Linked DNA regions of Mus musculus: region 2 is linked to region 1. The links are chromatin loops, found by intact Hi-C in ENCODE. Cell type or tissue: heart. All regions are shown on one strand.

What was found. Hi-C counts contacts between places; a loop is a spot of excess contacts. Peaks named below come from ENCODE experiments on the same cell type or tissue, not always from the same donor. Only the 100,000 strongest peaks of a DNase experiment are listed, where the experiment ranks them.
Region 2: a loop joins it to region 1, with 2.6 times the contacts of the local background. A loop is called at or near these places in 1 of 42 quality-filtered maps.

What each region holds. Positions count from the first base shown.
Region 1 is chr8:11,546,899-11,551,898 of GRCm38, reverse strand. Cars2 (cysteinyl-tRNA synthetase 2 (mitochondrial)(putative)) reads left to right here and starts at 1,128. Exons shown (of 15, transcript NM_001359137.1): 1 at 1,128-1,400; 2 at 1,591-1,641; 3 at 4,055-4,172. The coding sequence starts at 1,222. In heart, CTCF peaks have their summits at 2,053 (motif pointing left) and 4,606; DNase peaks (open chromatin) are centred at 1,148 and 2,018; H3K4me3 peaks cover 1,612 bases; H3K27ac peaks cover 1,282 bases.
Region 2 is chr8:11,307,432-11,312,431 of GRCm38, reverse strand. The region is part of intron 1 of Col4a1 (collagen, type IV, alpha 1); the gene reads left to right. Among named protein-coding and RNA genes, the nearest start is that of Col4a2, 2.9 kb to the left of the region's middle. In heart, CTCF peaks have their summits at 630 and 2,632; DNase peaks (open chromatin) are centred at 191, 681, 3,741, 4,771 and 1 weaker place; H3K4me3 peaks cover 3,018 bases; H3K27ac peaks cover 4,122 bases.

The sequences.
Region 1 (5,000 bases):
CGGGAGGCAGAGGCAGGTGGATTTCTGAGTTCGAGGCCAGCCTGGTCTACAAAGTGAGTTCCAGGACAGCCAGGGCTACACAGAGAAACCCTGTCTCCAAAAACCAAAAAAAAAAAAAAAAAAAAAAGGGTGGGGAAGACCAAAAATACTGAAAGACCTGAGCATGCTTAGTATCAGACAGACTTGACTGGACAAGCAAAGGACTCTTTACTTTTGTAAGCCACCAGTAGGGGTGCATTTGTGGGGGTAATTTGAATGTAACTCCAAACAGTCCTCAAGAGATGAACGATAGACTTCTGCTCTCGTTTTCATTTGTTTTTAAGGCAGGGTCTCTTGCAGCTGAGGCAGGTCTTGAACTCATTGCTGCTCCTGTATCTCTCTCCCAAAATCTTTGATTATCGATGGATGCCACTATTTTGACTCTAAAAAGTTTTAAATGATTTATTCTTATGTGTAACGGTATTTTTGCCTGGATGTCTGTCTGCGGACCACATGCATGTAGTGTCTGATGAGTCCAGAAGAAGCCTTGGCCCCTCTTGGAACAAGAATTACAAACTTTTGAGTAGCCGTGTGGATGCTAGGACTCAAACCCGGGTCCTCTGGAAGGGCAGTCGTTTCTCCAACAGGCATTTCCAGTTACAGGTTCTTGAGGAAAGGATCATTTCCTGGTGTGGTTCTTTCATTCTAAGCCCATAGAACAGTAAGAAGTACACAAATACTGCATGTACAGGGTTGCAGACAGCAGTTTGGTATGTAGTATTGATCTACACGTACTGATTGTGGCAAGGTACATACTTGCAGATATGCTGTACGTATGATGGGGTACAGGGTGTGTTAAGGCGCACATATTGAGGTGTTTAAATGAGGACATGATGACCGCGGGATGGTGTATAGTGTGTTGGAGTGGTGTGCTGAGATTGGGTACATATTGCGGGGCACACCGGGTCCCAGCAGCAGACACAATGATGTACACCGAGCCCAAGTTACCCATAAGGAAAGGCGAGGAGATCTGCGCTAAAATGGGGAAGGGTTCGAAGTTCCCGCCTCTCTTCCGCTGCCACCGTGCCCAAATGCCTAAATATTGCCAGACTTCAGGCAGAGTGTAGCCTCTTCCGGGAGTGGGCGGAGCCCCATGAGGAACGGGCGTGGCTTCTGGTTCGCCCGGCTGGGCCTGGCCTGCAGGATCTTGCCTTCCGCCTGTTCGCTGGATCTGTCCCCAATATGCTGCGGGCGCGCGGGCCTGGGCCCGGCGCTCTGCTGCTCCGGGCCGCGCTGGGTCTCGGGCGGCGCGGGCGGTCATGGCAACGGCCGCAAGGCCAGGACACCGGCGTGCAGGTGCATAACAGCCTCACTGGCAGGAAGGAGCCGCTGATAGTGGCCCGCTCGGACGCAGTCTCCTGGTGCGTGCGCCGGGAGAGGCAGGGCGGAGCGAGGCGGGGCGGGAAGGTGCGCAGGGGCAAGTCAATTCTGAAAGCCTGACGTGGTCTCCCGAGCGTCACTTAAACACCGCGCGTGTTCAGTGAAGGTTGTTAAGGAAGACTTAGGGCTCCTTTTACATATCTCACATGGTGGATCTTAATATGTTCCCAGGTATAGCTGTGGACCGACTGTGTACGACCATGCACATCTTGGCCATGCTTGGTGAGTTTCCTAGATTTGAACCTTTGACAAAGTCAGAGGGTTATTTATTGTGCAAAGAGTAAACTGTTAGCTTGTTTTATAATCTGTTAAGTGAACTGAGTGATGATTGCATTCTGGGAATTGTGAGACACCGGAATGTTGGTCTCTTTGGTCTTCATAGCTGTTTGGAGTTGCATACCCATTGGAGTTACTGTGAAGGAATAGAGAGTGACCCGTTTGCGAATTAGATGTTTCTAAGGTTGGTCCAGAGACCCGAATCCAACAGTGGGGGATCATTGCCTGGTCTTGGACGGATCACATTCTTGCTGGAATCATGGTTCTTATTTTGAGTGAAGACAGAAATGACAACATGACATCTTCATGGCAGTTTCTGGAAATGTCTATGAAGTGCCGCTTAGCACAGCGCCCCCAAGTGTTCTAAGTGCTCCACCACTGACCCACTGACCGAATACTGTCTTGCTAGACTCCAGGGAGCATTGGAGCAGTATTTGTTGACATTTCCCATCTCTTGATATTTTAGTTGTTGTCTTGCACTTTTTTGTTTGTTTGTTGTTTTTGAGACTGAGTTTCTCTGTGTAGTCTTGGCTGTCCTGAAACTCACTTTATAGACCAGGCTGGTCTCAAACTCAGAGATGTCCCTGTCTTTGTTGGAATGCTGAGATAAAAGGTATACGCCTACTGCCTGACTCTTGCACAGTTTTAATTGGGTATTTTTAAAAAGATTTATTTATTTATTATATGTAAGTACACTGTAGCTGTCCTCAGATACTCCAGAAGAGGGCATCAGATTTCATTACGGATGGTTGTGAGCTACCATGTGGTTGCTGGGATTTGAACTCAGGACCTTAGGAAGAGCAGTCAGTGCTTTTAACCACTGAGCCATCTCGCCAGCATCCTTAATTGGGTATTTTTAGACCTAAATGAAACGCAAGTGTGGAGGCCAGAGGACATCCTCAGATGTCATCCTCAAGTGCTACCTTCTGTCTGTTTTGAGACAGAATCTCTCACTGCCTTGGAAGTCCACAAACAGGCCACGCTGGCCGGGAAGCTCGTCCCCAGGGTCCACCTGTCTCTGCCTCCAGCACTGGGGTAGTGGGGACAATCCGAGAGAACAAGAGTGGTAAAAAGCTCTTGTTGCTTGGCAGTGGTGGCGCACACCTTTAATGCCAGAGCTCTGGAGGCAAAGGCAGGTAGATCTCTGTGAGCTCAAGGCCAGCCTGGTCTACAGAGCAAGCTCCAGGACAGCTAGGACTACACAGAGAAACCCTGACCTAAAGCAACAAGAACAAAACAGTCTTGACATTGAGTTTTGTATCAGGATTTTTTACACACTTAAATACATGCAAACTCATCCAACAGCTTTAATCTTAAAAAAGGCAATACAGTGTCCCAAACTGATGTGATTGCTTTTGTTGCGTCTCACAAGGCCCTTCTGGGCCTCCAGGTGGGACCCAGTTTGTAAGAAAGTACTTGGCTTAGTTCCCTATGAACCAAGCATCAACTGTAGAACACTGTTTGGAAGTTACATAGTAGCGTGTTATACTGTAACCCATTTCTTTTCAAGAATAAAGCTGATGGGGCCCACAAGATGGCTCCCTGGGTAAAGGCACCTCTTGTAAGAACCTGATGACCTGAGGTTGATCCCCAAGATTCACTTGGTGAAAGGAGAGAACCAAGCCCCGAAAACTGTCCTCTGACCTCAACATACATTCTGCACATCTGCCTCTCCTGTGTGTGTGAGAGGCACACATACACACACACACACACACACACACACACACACACACACACACAGAGCATTCATACCACAGACACTATAGTAGCAGTAGTAAACATTGTGTCCTGGAGAGATGATGTAATGCTCAGAGTACTTGTTTATAGATGAACTAAGTTCCTCCCATCACCCACATGATGGCTCACAACCGTCAGATGCACACATGGTGCACATACATACACACAGGCAAAATACATGCACATGAAATAAAACAAGATAATCAAAAATAACATAATTTTTAACAGCTGGGCAATGGTGGCGCACACCTTTAATCCCAGTAGTTGAGAGGCAGAGGCAGACAGGTCTCTCTGAGTTTGAGGCCAGCCTGGTTCCAGGACAGCCAGGGCTATACAGGGAAACCCTGTATGGAAAACCAAAAAACAACAACAAAAAAACTAGGTTAAAAATAAAATACTGGTCAGGTAGTGGTGGCGCACACCTTTAATCTCAGCACTTGGGAGGCAGAGGCAGGTGGATCTCTGAGTTCGAGGCCAGCTTCGTCTACAGAGTGAGTTCCAGGACAGCCAGGGCTGCACAGATACAGAGAAACTCTGTGTCGAGAAGCCAGAAAATAGAATAAGTAAATTAACGCCGTTGATTCTGTGTGTTGAAGACAGCCTGGCAGTGTTTTTCTTTCAGCTCCTATGTTAGATTTGACATTATCCGGAGGATCCTGACCAGAGTGTTTGGATGCAATGTGGTCATGGCGATGAGCATTACCGACGTGGATGACAAAATAATCAAGAGAGCTAACGAGGTAAGCAGCCTCCCTCACATTGACCGGCAAGCCGGTGGCTGAGCGGCCGTTCCCTGCCGAGGCTACTTTCATGTATTCCTAGTACTTGTGACCCTTTATGTGTCCCGAAGACTCTTCTCCAAAAAAAAAAAAAAAAACCAGACCGAGATGGTGGCAGGTCCCACCGAGGGAAGTTAAGTCAGTGGAGAGCGGAGAAGCACCCCCTCCAGGGGTGTCCACTGTCCTCTGACCCTTGTCCCCGTCCCTCCCTGTGATGAGTGCCTCACTCCAGCTCTACCAAGACCCCCTGGGCCCTGACTCTGGCCTTGGACACCCCTGTGTTCCGATGCCTCATTTCCACATTTCTCTTGTTTTGCTGTTAGACACAAGCTCTTATCCTGTCGCCCAGGTTGGCCTCTGTAGCTCAGATCAGCCTCGCCTAGGGAGTGCTGCAGTCTTGTCTCTTGACCACCAGGAGGTGCATATGTGTCCCTCACCATCACAGTCTTGGGAACCCAGAGCCACGGATGGTGTGGGCCTTGGAGTGGGCCCATAGCCCCAGGCTTCTGACTTCAGCTCTGTGCAGGCAGGGCCTTCTTATGGTGTGCATGCATGGCCTCTACTTGAGGCCTGCTGCAGAGAGCATGTCTTTCCGCACAGGTTGACTGCCTCCTCGGTCTGGGCCCCACACCAGCTCTGAAGACTTGGTGGGAGAGAGGTAGTTATCCCAGGAAGCAAGCATGAGGTCAGGGGCTCTCTGGGTTCTTCCACTGATTGGGCATTGTGCCCTGAATGCCACTATCACCAGAGGGCTTTCCCTTTTCAGTGAGGAGACATTTTCTGAAATGT
Region 2 (5,000 bases), 240 kb after region 1:
CAGTCAAGCCGCCTGGCCCTCGAGGGTACCGCGGGTGGCACGGCCAGGTGCATTCTTCCCCCGGGTCTCCCTCTCCTAGTCCCTGTGGGCAGCGATCGCACATCCATTACGGAACCTCCTTTGTTATACACTGGGTGCGGGAGAGTTAGGAAGGGACTGAAGCTTAGCGTGTACCACGGCGGGGTGAGGGTACCGAGGAGCCAGTGAGATTTGAACCCTCATCGCCAAGGCTCTCAGCGGCGGGGCGCGCGAGTGGGTCGGGGCTGGAAGGGTGGCCAGGCACACCCCACGCCACTCAGAGTCCTACACTCATGTGCAGGGGGAACCGCTTTGGGTGTGTTTCTGGTTGTTTGGAGACCGTGATGGTTGAGGCTGAACAGCTTTGGGCCGTTTGCCTGGAAACATCTGTATTTTTGCTTTCCCACGACTTTTGTGTAGCCTACGGCACGCTTGAGAACAGACGCGGGGCTCTTCTCCGCATCCTAAAAGTCTCTGCCTCGACTCTTGCCTTTTATGAGTGCGTGCCTGAAAATTATAACCACATTTAGACTTGAGTGTGAAACCAAAGCGAAACTCCGTCGCATTGTTCCCTGCGCAAATTGTTTTTTTTAAGTTTTTGTTTCCTCTGGTGCTGTGCTTGGCCAGGAGGGCGCTGGGAGATGTTTGCAAGAGCCAGACTTCCAGCTCTGGAGGAACCCGGCCAGACTTTCTGCCTTCGCCCCTAGAGAATACACTTCAGCTGCTGCTGCTGCTGTGACAGCCATGCAGGCCCAAAGGCCACAAGGTGTGGCCTCTCCACAGTTTGCCTTCCCCTCAAATGCCTAAAAAACGACGTTTGCTTCTCACCGAAGCTTCCAAGTTTTAAAAGAAACCGTTGCTTAATTGTGCATTTTCCTTTCCTTTTAAGAATTTCACCTCTTTCCTGCAGGAGCGATACTGATCAACTATGCTATAAATTATTAACTGTTACATACTAGAATAAACTGGTAACGTTACTAGGGGTTTTCTTAATTGGGTTTTGCCTCCCTTTCTGAAGAAGGATGATTAATTACATCAGCAACCAACTTCAGAGAGTTCCCTCCTCTCCAGTCTTCACCTTCACCGCAGGTAGCCTTTTAACTACCCATTCTCTTGCTGAGGGTAGTTTCTCAAAAGAGCAGGCTTGATAGGCTGGACCTGCTGGCGGTGCAGGTCTTGTAGTTCTTGCTTCTTGGACACCCGAAGCAGGGGGATCTCAAGTTCAAGGCTAGCCTGGGCAACAGAATGAGTTCAAGGCTAGCCCAGGCAACATAGGGAGACTCTCGCTATAATAATAATAATAATAATAATAATAATAATAATAATAATAATAATAAAGTAAAAAGAGGCTGACGGGCAAAGTGCTTACCCAGCATGAACATAGCCCTGGGTTCATTCCCCAGGGTGGAAAATATTTACCAAAAGACCTAGGCCTTCTAAGGGGATCACTGTGATGGAAAAGCATGAGCCACTGTTTGGACTTAGGTTTTTCTGAACGATCGTGTTAGCAAAGCTAACTGTGAGATCTCACGTCCAGACCCTCAGGACTTTAAACCGTTGAGTCAGCCACATGAACTCCTGATCTTACTTGGAAAGTCAAACCAGCCAGGGTTGAGGCTTGACATTGATGTATTTCCTACTAATTGTCCTGTAAGACCAAGTACATTTCTGGATGCTCGCTCTGTTCTGTTCCTCCAGCTGCCTTATCTTAAGTGATTTGGCCCGTGGGTACCCTAAGATGTTACCTTGGTAAGACATTCACCCCATTAGCAAGCCTGCTAAATGTGCATATGACCTTAGGTATGCAAGAAGACCTGTTTAAAAACAACATCCCCCCTCATTTAGAAATCTGTGTCCTTTTCATGGTATCAATAACATTTTGCCCAGCTCCTTTTAAAACTAGCTGTTAGAGGTACCACAGCAATGAAGTAGCCTCCATTGAGTTTTCCAAGTCAAATATCCTCTAAGCTAATTGTTAATTTAGATGGGAAGATCATCAGTTCTGCTTGGGGATGGGCCCAGGATCGTGCACACACTGGGCAGGCACTCTCTATTGGTGCTTATCAAATGGCTTTTCAGGGTCTGAGATGTGAACTTTCCCCTAAGTGTGGCCATGCCTGCCCAGCAATCTTGCTGTCTCCTGAACATTAGTCATGTCTCCAGGGAGTGAGTGACCAGAGAGCTCATACGAAGAGGGAAGACTTTCTTCCCAGGCCTGTCTGGGTGGCTCTCCTTGAGTTTGCATCTAGATGAGAAGGCTGACTTCCTATGTCACCCCAACAAGGCATATTGGGAGTGGGGTGCTAGTGAGGAGGGTCCCCAGGCCTCTTTCTTTTTACAAGGAACAGGACTGGGAAAGGGTAAGGGCTTCTGAAATCAGCCAGAGATCTGCGCACTAGCCGTGTGTGTGCTAGACTGGGCTCCACTAGAGGTGCTGACTGATGCTTTGAAAAACTGGGTGTACACTCAATGAGTGTGTTCAGGGATGTTTAGAGTGCGTGTGAACCCTGTGCCTCAGTTTCCCTTGCAGTCACAACTTCCCCTTCCTTATATGTAGATTTTTGTTCGTCCTTTATTTCACAAATGCTTGGAACACCCACTTCCTGTCCTGTCCCAGGCAGGCGCTGGCCACACTGCAGGTCAGAGGGAGTAATAACACACAGTTTTGGCCTGAGGACATGGACTGACTAGAGACACTGAGGATCAGACAGTGCCACAACCGAGGGACCTCAAAGACATAGGAGAACTTAGTCTAGCTTTTGGGGGGACTACTGGGAGGATGTTATCCCCCAAACGTGGGGGCTAGAATAGAAGCCCCTGGCTGTTATGACACTGCCCTGCAGCAGAATGCAGCATGACATTTCCCAGTATCTGTCAATCTTAAGGATCTTTGCATTCCACAGTGACCTTGAAATCTCTCCTTGGAGCTGTCTTGGGGATTAGCTGATGGCGTGTTTGACCTTTGGTTTTACAAAGCCTAAGGGGAGTTAAAGGGCAAGGTCTACGCCATCAGAGATAAGGAGTGCCCAACCCAGTGTGTGACACGTCTTCTCTCCGGGTGGGAGAGCTCCTGGGAGTAGGGGGAGGTTGGAAAGTTAAGCAAGGATGAACCACTCAAGATAAAGGAGTGTCTGTGGGAACTGACCCAGAAAGCCTATGTGGATCTGGGCAAGGGCAGGAGGGACCTCACGAAACCCCCTCATTATTCATTAACAGCAGTGGGCATACTCCTGAGATTGGAGAGAGGGCCTAACAAGCTGGGTTATTTAGTGAAGAGCTGGTAAAGGTTTTGCAGACAGTAGAACCCGGGAGTTACGAAGGACCACCAAGCCTTGGAGATAAGGGCGGGGCCTCATGAGTCGACCCCAGCACGAATCTCTGTTAGGATGAATTGTACGATGTTTGTTCACAACTGAACAGCCTTGAATTGAACAGCGATTGTTCCCAAACATGGAAACAGATTAACCTCGTTAAAGTGTCTCTCAAGCGGGTTTGGCATTTGGAACTCCGGGATAAAGTAAGCAAGAACAACAATAGAGGGCCTAACTCAGGATCTCGGGGCATTGTTCTTCCCAGCCAGCAAATATGTGAGCTGCAGAACAATACCAAGGACCATGTCTGCCATTGTCCAGCACACAATGAAAGGTCAAAATCAGAACCGGGTCATTGGGAATGTCTTCTGAGGTTTGAACTCTAGGATTCCTTTGGGGTTAATGTTTGGCAGTCTGTCACTCAGGGGCCTGGGTCCACCCTGGGTTCTTGGCCATTGTTCTTGTGGCCTCTGTCCTGGGGTTGCAATGCTGTCTGCTGCCCTTTGCTTCCTGTCCCAGTCCCACTGGGCGTGTCTATGGAGTAGGCCCGTGCTTTCTTCTCTTCTAAGCTCTCTACCCAGGCATCTGCTCCCTGCATTCTGTATCACTCCTGACAGTGGCCATCTTAAGCTTATAGTTGGAGAATGACGCCTCATCCCGAGCTGTCCCCATTTGATTTCAAACTTCTGCAGAGTTGGACTTCAGCTTCTCATACCGCCTGGCCTTTGGACGCCCCACCTCCCGTTTGGTTATTTCCGATTAACAGTGATGGCGGATGGCTCTGGAGTTGTGCTCTTCTCTCCTGGCTCCTCCATGGCTCTGACCCACACTAGGTCCTGCTTTTGGCAGGATTGTCTCCACCCCTCCTTGCTCTGCCATTCTCTCTTGCTTGCTAACACTTTTGCAGTGTGGGGGTAGTGGTCTACTCATCGTGGGCACAGCCCACTTGGCTATGCAGACCCTCTCAGTATGGGTGTATGAATTGCTTAAGCATCATCCTCACAGCCCAGCATCGCAGGGGCCAGTTCATTTCTGATGCTCCCACACCTGCAGCGTGCCTGGCTTCCCTTAGCCTTCTCCAGTCTCCTGAGCTTCCTAGAGTTAGGGTGTGGCCTAGAATTTTAAAGTTCATCGTAATGAGAACCATTACTCTTCAAGCCCCTCACCCCGGTCTGTAAGGTGAGGGTAATGACACCTTACGGAGGAGGCCTGTGCGTTGCAGGGAAGCTGTGTGCATGAGGTAAGTGAGCAACCACCAGGAAAGGCAGGCTCTCTCTACCACATAGCTTGCTATGGCATCATCTTTGGGAGCTGGGTTCTGACATCCCTGCCAATTGTAAAACGCCTAAGGCCACATCTTTTTTTAAAGCACCTTGACTAGGCTAGGGAGAGAGCCTGGCCCATAGGTGGAGGCATGAATTAATCACTGGTAATTAATTGGTCCTGATGTTTCCAGGCTGTTCCCTCGTCCTCCCCTGGGAGTCCTGGTGGGGCTGTGTCCTGGCTCCTGGAAACTATGTCACAGTGTCTGTCCTGTGGCATTATTAGAGAACACAAAGGAAGATAATGGCGCAGGGCGGTGTTTCCCCTGAATTCGGAATCTGAGCAGATATTCCTACGGAGACTAAACACGACATGGAAACACACACACACACACACACACACACACAC